Linked DNA regions of Homo sapiens: all the other regions are linked to region 2. The links are chromatin contacts, found by Hi-C or POLR2A ChIA-PET in ENCODE. All regions are on one chromosome and are shown on one strand. The core of a region is the stretch at or near the end of the contact, and the rest is flanking DNA. Distances in the headings are between cores, read along the strand shown.

The links. A loop is a pair of places that touch in the nucleus more often than their neighbours do. ChIA-PET counts read pairs that join two places held with the same protein, here RNA polymerase II (POLR2A). Pooled maps may share reads with other maps.
Region 1: a loop to region 2 is called in a map with no recorded cell type, with 2.3 times the contacts of the local background. The contact joins two enhancer-like sites. A Hi-C loop is called at or near these places in 1 of 37 single-sample maps with no recorded cell type and 1 of 50 pooled maps. POLR2A ChIA-PET finds 5 or more read pairs at or near these places in 1 of 52 experiments (PC-3).
Region 3: a map with no recorded cell type shows a loop between it and region 2 (4-fold over the local background). The contact joins two enhancer-like sites. A Hi-C loop is called at or near these places in 2 of 37 single-sample maps with no recorded cell type and 4 of 50 pooled maps.

Annotation. Positions count from the first base shown.
Region 1 is chr7:90,716,140-90,719,385 of GRCh38, reverse strand. All of the region lies in intron 2 of CDK14 (cyclin dependent kinase 14), which reads right to left. Among named protein-coding and RNA genes, the nearest start is that of CDK14, 120 kb to the right of the region's middle. Within about 2 kb of position 1,470, at least 3 of the 41 ENCODE cell types and tissues checked have a DNase peak (open chromatin) inside an H3K27ac peak, as active enhancers do.
Region 2 is chr7:90,178,581-90,181,718 of GRCh38, reverse strand. All of the region lies in intron 2 of STEAP2-AS1 (STEAP2 antisense RNA 1), which reads left to right. Among named protein-coding and RNA genes, the nearest start is that of STEAP1, 26 kb to the right of the region's middle. RefSeq lists enhancers at 986-1,487, 2,706-2,755, 2,766-2,825. Within about 2 kb of position 1,303, at least 9 of the 41 ENCODE cell types and tissues checked have a DNase peak (open chromatin) inside an H3K27ac peak, as active enhancers do.
Region 3 is chr7:90,736,124-90,739,001 of GRCh38, reverse strand. All of the region lies in intron 3 of CDK14 (cyclin dependent kinase 14), which reads right to left. Among named protein-coding and RNA genes, the nearest start is that of CDK14, 140 kb to the right of the region's middle. RefSeq lists an enhancer at 1,367-1,656. Within about 2 kb of position 1,546, at least 4 of the 41 ENCODE cell types and tissues checked have a DNase peak (open chromatin) inside an H3K27ac peak, as active enhancers do.

The DNA.
Region 1 (3,246 bases), core at 221-2,720, 540 kb before region 2:
TCCCTTTGAATCACCCATTTTCTGGTGATCAGCATTTTACTGGGTTCAGAGTCTGATTTTCTCTACTACTTCACTCCACACTGTTAGTTGAAGGCAGACACTGGAAAAGAATTGGTTTAAAAGACTCCAGGTTAACCCACAGCAAATATGTATCATGCGTCAGGCTGTAGCTAGGTCATGCTCTTTTGATATTCATGAAAGGAATATCCATCACAGGTCCAATGCAAAACTATGAAATAAGCAAAAATCTTGACAACCTCTTTCATTTGTTTTTTTCCCTTTGTCCAATACCCCAGGAGGGCCTGATGGCTTTATCCTACTCAAAATCTGCTCCCAATATAAAAAAATCATCAGTCATTTATAAGTTTTTGAGCACTTAAATCGTAGTACTACCTCTCCCAGAATTATCTGAACTTTAAGCGTTACAGAACAACAAGTTTTCTCCCTTATAAAAGTAATTTCAGCTATTAAGGATAGATGTGCAAGAGTTTTGGGTAGAAGAGAGAGGTAGGAAGAATTAGAATCATTGCCACTAGAATCATAACCAATGATAACTGCCTTCATCTATAACTTAAATCTGTCAAATCTAAAAGTATGCTTTCCTCTCTTTGCTTGCTGTCTTCTCTATTTTCTCCCTAATAGTATGCGTGTGTATGTATGTGTGTATACACAGAGATGGCAGTAAGAGTGGCTACACAGAGCAAAGATATGTACACATATAGAAGGATATATGCAAGAATGTGTTTTTTACTTACAGCTTTGTTTTATGAGAACCAAGATCTTGCCTAAAGTCACCTTCAGAACATTATCTAATATACATGCAAACATACTGCCCATAGAAGTCAGAACTAAGTGCCTCAAGACAAGCCACTTAAATTCCCCAGATCTCAGTCTTCTCATCTGTAAAATGATACAGATCTGTTTTAGCTCTAATGTTCTACTATGAACTTTAGGCAGCAGTTTGCAGCTGGTAAATAATTTTAGATAGGTCAACTAGTAAAGTCTCACACATAAATTCACTTCTTTGTGCTTCCTTTGTGTTCCACTTTCCCTTAGAATTTTAGGATTTAGAAAGGACAAAGACAGGTACATACCATGTATACACTTCTCTTAATGTCTCCAGTCTTTTCAGATTTTCCTTAACTCTGACATCCTGGCACTGTTTCTCAGTGGTGGCATCCTGGGCATTTTGGCTGAAAATTATTTGGGTGCAGCATTTCCACAGCAGTACACGTTGTAGAGCATCTGGCAACCATGGTTCTGTGTACTAAATGCTAGTCCTGCCCTTATATCATTGTCACTGTCACAACCAAAAATGCCCTCACTACCAACTACATCATTTTTAGATTGTATTTTATAATTTGTTACTGAAATATATGTTATTATATATTCTTATATAAGCTACTGTAGAATTTGTTTTCAAGTGTTTGGTTTATTTTGGTGGGGTGGGGGGAGCTCCGTCTTTGCTGAGCACTGTTTCTCACGTGTTTGTATTTCCATGACCAGAGTGTAAACACCTTGAGCACACAAACCATATCTTCTATTTCTTTAGTGTTCCCAAAGCACAAAAGACCGGGCATGAAATAGTTCTGTTAATATTTACTCAATGATGGATTGTTTTACTAATTATAAGCTTTCCCCTTTAACTAAAAATAGGCCACTAAAAAAATTAGTCCTGAGAAACTACATTAAAAACAAGGTACCTTCTGAGTTGAGATATTTTCCAGTCATGAAAACACTTCACCAGATGTTTCCATTCATCAGAATTCAATGTCTAACATTGCGATTTAGTTTTAAAATGCTTATTTTTCTACTACATGGTTTCTTTGGCATCTGACCCAATTTCACTTAAATCCTGAATTCCTCAGCTAGTGGACACTGCTGAATGGAGGACTCTTGAGGACACCACATTCCTTTATGCTGCTTCAGTGACCTTTACGCTGCTTCAGTGACTGTAGTTTTGTTACATCCCTTACTGGACTTCAATGCTTGCCATCAATAGGCTTGATAACTGTTTTGCTAATTCTATTATGGAATATTAGGTAGTCTTTCCAGAAGCTTAAGCTTTGGTATATGTTGTTAAAATAATTTTATTTAGTCACTTTCTCTTCTGTGATAATTACACATTTCAGATGAGATACAGTTTTGTTTATAGGCTCATATAGGTAGATGCCTATACTTCCTGACTTCTATACTTCTTCATTTTGATGCCTATACTTCTTCATTTTGTCCAAATCATAATGATAAATTTAACGTAAGGTTTTAATGAGCACTCATAGCAAGGGTAGAATTACTAACAACCAGCCCTATTGTTAGTTGTCTGTATAAGTTTTTCAGAATGTAGTTAGCATTGTGACCAGAATTTCATCTGGAAAAGTTAACCCCTTGCTGCTTGCAGACTGGCAGCACGGGAATCACTGGGATCTCAGACCCACTGCAGTTCTACCAAGTCAGAATCTGAATTTTAACAAGATCCCTGGGTGATTTGTGTGCACCTTGAAATTTGAGACATGGTGCACTAAACCATGTAATGATATATTCTGCTGTTATGGTCCAATAAGAGATTGTGATTGTAGAGAGGGCAAATTTAGAGGGAAAATTTGTTTCAGTCTCTGTGTACAATGAGTGATAAAAATTTTACTACTCCTTCGGTAACATATTTTACTCAAACTTATCTCAAAAGTTCACGGTAGTTATCAGATAACTCAATATATTTTCAGCTCTGAAATAAAATGTGCAATAATATACATCCAATATGTTTATGAATTTAAACAACCATGGAATTGGAATGAGTGATGAGTAGAGAAGAAAGAATATACATGGGTTATAGCAGCATATATGACATTACTTCCTGCATAGAAATTTATAGATGTATGTGTCTCTAATATAGGAACATTGTTTTGCTGCTAGCCATCATATCTATAAAAACAATTACTACAAAATTATCCTAAGTAGAATTGAATTCAGAATCTTGCTTTGCTTACTACTTACTAGGGTTTATTTGGTAGCTTTGGAGGAAAAACTTAGAAGGAAGTCACCTCAGGATCTAGAAAAGAAATTTGAAAAGGAACTTAAATTTGTGAAGAGTACCATGTATCCTAAAACAGGTCCTCCTTTGGTGTGGGTGTGAGGGGAGTCTTTGGCCCAAATGGCATAACTGAACATTTCCCACTCCAGTTAAATCCTACTCTGATTATGTGAAAAGCCAGATGAGATGTCTTTCAGACACTGTTTCCACTAAAAACA
Region 2 (3,138 bases), core at 54-2,553:
GAGGATTAAGTGGCTCATGGTTCTTCAGGTTTTACAGGAAGCATGGTGCTGGCATTTGCTCAGCTTCTAGAGATCTGCTCCCATGTTCCAAACACCTCCCACAAGGTCCTACTTCCAACATTGGAGATTATATTTCAGCATGAGATTTGGGCAGGGACAAATATCCAAACTATATTCCCAGCATGGTGGGCAGGCTGGAACTAGGATTGGAGGCTTATGGTCACACTCAACTTTCAACTTTGCAAATTATTTCAGTTTCATTCTTACTCGATTCTATGCTGGGTAAAATTGGCCATCTCACAAAATGCTCAGAAAAACAAAAGGTGCTCTGGCAATGACAAACCCATGTGTCCTCCTTCCACTAGAAATGATTTTATGCCCTATAAATATCTTTCTCTATATTATCCAATATCCTTTAATTCCCTTTTTCCTCAATTTTCTTTCCTTTTTAAAAATTTATAATCTATTTCTTATTTCTGAAAAAAAACTTTTTCTTTAACATAATCGTGAAGCAAACAAGATACATCATTTGAAAAAACAAAACAGAAATGTAGAACAAGGAAGTTAGGCTAGATAAACACTAAGATTTCCTTTAGCTCATAAACTTAAATAATAAATCTTAGGCATTTTGTATTCAGCATCAATGAACTCCTTGAATAATAATGGAAAATATTTTTAATGATAAAATTATACAAACTATGTTTTTTGATGCTTTTTCATCCAATTGTAAAATTCTAAGAACATTTAAAAGGTATTTATGGGCTTGAAAAAACTGACATTCTTCTCTATTAAGTATCTTATTCATAAGAGGCCAAATCTTGATATTCAATAGAGTTTGTGCAACACAGCAAACAAGGAAGTGGAACAATGCAAAGAAAACAAATTCATCACTCCCCTGCCTCCCTTGCCCCACACCTTGGAGTCACTGAATACTTTTTCTTTGAAGTCTAGAAAAATCTCTTCTTGCATGATTTGATTGGTGCCTTCCCTAGATATTTTGCATTTACTTTCCCTGCATTCAGTTGAATATTTTCATGAAAAATAGAGCCTTGTTCAAAAACATTTGTTTTTGCAACTGTGAAAGATCTAGCAAAAGCACTGGTAATTTTAGTGATTTTCTAAAATCACACAGCAGAGTTTTTGTCATTGGAAATACACTACTGGAAATACAAAGTTTTCTTAAGTCATGTAGGAACATCAAAAGGACCAAGCTGATGCAATATTCACATAACAATTGTTTGATGAAAGCAAGGGAATTTCCAGTCAACCATTTCTAACCACACTTCACCTGGCTAACATTAGGGCTATTTGACTTTTTAATTCTATTTGCATTAAGAAAGGCAAGCCAAGAGAGAATCAAGAGTCAATTTGTTTCATAACTTTCCTTGCATGATGCTGTTCTTTTTCTCTGTTTCTCACTCTAGCTTCCCTCTTGTTGACAGTTCATCTCACATAGGCTGTTTATAATGGAGAAGAAATTATCTTTCAGGATAAAGGCAGAATGCCAAAGTGGGTGGCAAACTTTTGGCAGTATTCTGGGTTTTCTTAAACACAATGCACATTCTTTTTCCTTTATCCCCTTAGAAGCGAAAAATGAAACTCACCAACTTTTATGGAACAAATTTAGTTCAGCCTTCAGCTGACCTAGTGTTCTTTTTTTCTGTAGTTACCTCATGTAGAAGATTCTTGAGCATTCTTGTGTAAGATTATTAAAAAATATATTTTGCTCCTTTTTTTTTGGTATGACTTTGCAGTATACCAGTGTAACTTAACAATAAAATTCCTCTTTTCATGTCACAAGTTTGGTTGCCCTAGTTTAAAATTATATGTTGAATTATGAAAATCAAGCATTTATTTACCAAGGAGAAAAGAGAATTCTACTTTGGAATTGTTTATATAGGCTTAGTGTAATTTCCCACTCATATTTTTTTCCTAACAAGTGGTCTGGAAAGCCATTCCTCCTCTACTAGTGATATTATACAAATGTAAAGAAAATCTGAAATCATTTTTATTTTCACTGACTTCTCATGAATGAATCCCAATTTCTGTATTATTTGCTGAAAAGAATGAAAAGATTGATTTTGTCAAAATGCACTACTGTGAGGAAAGAAACGTGGTTTGCGATTGAATAATAGAGTAAAATACTGGCCTATATTAAAATAGTTGGCCTTAAAGAAAATTCGGAGAGACTAGATTTGGATTGTACATATAAAAACAATATGTTATTTCTCTAGCCTATGTAATATAGATTTAGAAAACTAGTTAAGTATAGAAAGCTTAGGCAATAATGGGCTATTTTGTAGTTGCATTTCAAGTTTTTGAAACAATTTTCATTAAGTTTCACATTAGATTTGCTTTTTGTTAAGTTAAAAAATAAATCTCTAAAAGGAAGAAATGGTGGCTGTTCACTCAAAAGCATATCTCACTATCTTGACTAGTCCATGGGATTTTAATAGTTATTCTGGAAATACTTTTGAAGAGGAACTATCAATGAAGTTTTGCTTAATTGTTAGGGCTGGGTATCTAAAAACTGAAGTGAAACCCAGAGATGGGTCAGGAAGTCGTAGTGGTGACTAACAGAGGTGACTAATGGAGGTGTCAGATTGTTCATGGCCTTCTGTGCCACCAGAAAGAATTTTGCCATAAAGTATTTATGAGCAGTCATTGAACAATGCCTGGATGTGGGTTTTTAAGTGTCTCTTTTCCTAGCACTGTTACATACTCTATTCTTTTGGTAACCCGAAGCAGTCGCAGAACTTACTGAGCTGGTGAGCTCATTAGGCCAGGACTGAAGATTCTGCCAGGCGTGGGGAGATTTGCTTTGTTTTGCACCTTTGGACTCTTCTCCAAGCCTTCCAATGACACAGATGTACATACTTTATCACAAACAGGAGAAAACACGAGAGTATAGAAGGATTGGTGCTGAGCTGTCAGCATGACATGGTGGCACCAGTACTGGCTACAAAGTCAGGAGGCCTGCCTCCCAGCCCTTGTTCTGCCACCCACAAGCTCATGACTCTGGAAAAGTCTCCGTATGCTGGCTTCATTGTCAGTTATCAGGGAGACTTCATAGGGGTTTATAATTTGAAATGATGCTAGTTAGCATTTACAGATATTATATTGGATTACAGATATTAG
Region 3 (2,878 bases), core at 297-2,796, 560 kb before region 2:
TGGTCTGATCTGTAATTACTGTACACATAAATAAAGAATCCAAATGCCAAATATTTAAAGAGGTCAATAATAAAATTCTTCCCATCAAATAAGTAAAAAAAAAAGAATAATTCAGAAGGAGAGATTTTTGTTTATAATTAAAGTGGAGTCCTTTGTCTTTTTTTCCTTGCAACTTTATTAAATCATCACATTTAAATAAAGATACTGGATCAAACCAAGGTGTAGTCAACCTTAAACATTATCTTTGGCTTTTTGATGTCAGGTGTGTGGATGGATGAGAAACAGCTTTATGGGACAACTATTCTCTGCTTATCGCTTCCCTACTTAGAGTGTAGGCTTGAGATACCACTTTAGAGACGTGGAAATACAGAGGGCTAATCAGCAATTTCTAACAGACACTAACTGCATAGAGATGTGAAATTTAATGAGATGATGTTAACACTTTTTTAAAAAACTGAATAAAAGTATAGAGAACCGTCAATTATCTGGGCCAGCGGAGGGGAACACTGACATGGATAATGAAAAGTGCACATAATGTTCCAGCTGAACAATGTTTGTCACCCTGCCATAGAGGTGTTCTTAACCCTTGACAGCTCTAGTTCATTGTCTGTGTAATAATAATAACAACTAGCTAATATCAAGTAATTATGTATCAGACCTTAAGCTAATCATTTTATATGTATTACATAAACTTAATCTCTATAATACCACCATGAGGTTGGTTCTATTACTATCCCCATTTGAACATGAATAATTTATAGACTGGAAAAATAAAGTAACTCATCTAAAATCCTATAGTTACTGGCAGAACTAGAATTCAAGCCAAGATTATCAGAATTGAGAATTATTTTCTTTGTTACTATTACACTGGTGGAATATTCACACAGAGTCCTAACCCTCACCCACATAGAGGAAATATTAAACATGCTTCGGTCTATCTTCTATTGAAACCCCACTCACAGAAGCAAGGATGGGTGTCTGAACTGCAATTTTTATAAACTTCATGAGTATACTTCAGTGTTCACTGTAATGATACCCTGATATCCAGTAAGAATGTCCATAGCTTCATACTGACTTCATTGAAAACTGATTTTAACCCTCACACATAACCCCTTGCTTAAGATTGTTGAGTACCCCCTGAATTGAGGAAAACCACAATGGAGAATCACTTCTCCAGCACATTATACTGTAATTGTGAGAGTGGGTATGAGGGTGAGAGAGGAAGGATTCAATCAGAACCACGTGACTCCATTAAATAAGGATTTAAAGTCAAACCTGACTGGGCTAATTTTTATTTTGCCTTTGATCTCCAGAACAAGCTTTATCACCCAGCATTGATAGCCCTATTACAGCCACACTAAGGTAATGCATCATTGATAGGTAACTTGGTTATAAAATAGATCTAGGTGCTGTGCAGAGGTATGGATCCAAACACCACACATGGTAACAACCTGTCAAGGGGGCTTGGTTCTAATCTGGGAATTTTCCACTCCCCAGAAGAGGAAGTAACGCCAAGATGACACACCAACCACACCTTAAGAACAAGTATCTAAAAACAGAAGTGAAACTCTCATTTGCAGGTTTGCACCCTCCTCCCACATCTCCCAGATTAGGCCTGCCTATCATGGGATATAGATTTTTATGGTGATGAAAAGAGGTAAATTTGGAGCAATTTGTGGAATGTAGAGAGGACCTTAACCTAAATATGAGTTTCTGAAAATATGCCCTCTTTAAGATCAGCTTATGACAGCATAACTCAATGAAATCCCTTCTAAATTGGTCCAGCAAGACAGGAAATCTCCTGTAGTACTCCCAAGAACTGCAGCTACTGAGGAGCACAGCTGGGTTAGAGGAGGTGGCAGGAATAGGGGAGGGAAGGTTTGTCACATCAGTGACGGTATTAAACACCACACAGGAACTAGTCCTAGGAAAAGTGGGCACTCAATATACATCTGAAACAAATTTAAAAACCTCTTAAACACCCTCTTAAAATATACCACTATAAATAAAACCTCATTCTTTATATTTTGCGTGAATTTTAAAGTGCCACTATCTGAAGAAAAAAACCAATCAGCCAGTTACATTAGCATGATGGCCACTGAGGTCAAGGCATTCTTGGTTCCTTGATTTCAGTCAAGGCTCCTAATATATAATGGCCTGTATGTGAAGAGCATATAGATGTATACGGCTGGGAAGGCATGATATTTTAAAATAGTTTCTACCACAGTATTTCCAAAAAACAATGCTTTCCTCATTAAAACAGTGGCTGCAATGCCACACTTCTATCACATTTTCCTTCCTTTTCAGCTCTACTCTTGGAGCCTATAAAAGATAACTAATATTTTAAAAGAAATAATGATAAAATAAAAGTATGACATAAATCATGGTGACCCTTAAGGAAACAGGGTCTTCCTTTGATGCTTATCAGTCATTGTTACATCCTCTAAGCATTGTTAAAAATAACACCCGTGTCTATAAGGCTCCCTTGTTTTCCCATGCTTCCCATGGGAATTAACTGATCAAATCTTTACACTGCTGCAGGGGATGTAAAATGGCGTTATGCAAAAAGTGTTAATGTTTCCATTTTCTGCCCAATTCAGAATCCAGTGGAAATTAACCTTTCTACCAAAAAAAAAAAAAAAAAAAAAAAACAAAAACATAATAAAGTACCCCTTCTTATCACAACAGGGGAGAGAACAAAAAGGCAGCAGACAGGATTTGCTGGCAAGATGGCCAAATAGGAACAGCTCCCATCTGCAGCTCCCAGCGAGATCAACACGGAAGGCAGGTGATTTCTACACTTCCAACTGAGGTACCCGGTTCATCTCACTGGGACTGGTTGGACAGTTGGTGCAGCCCACGGAGGGCTAAAGCTGGG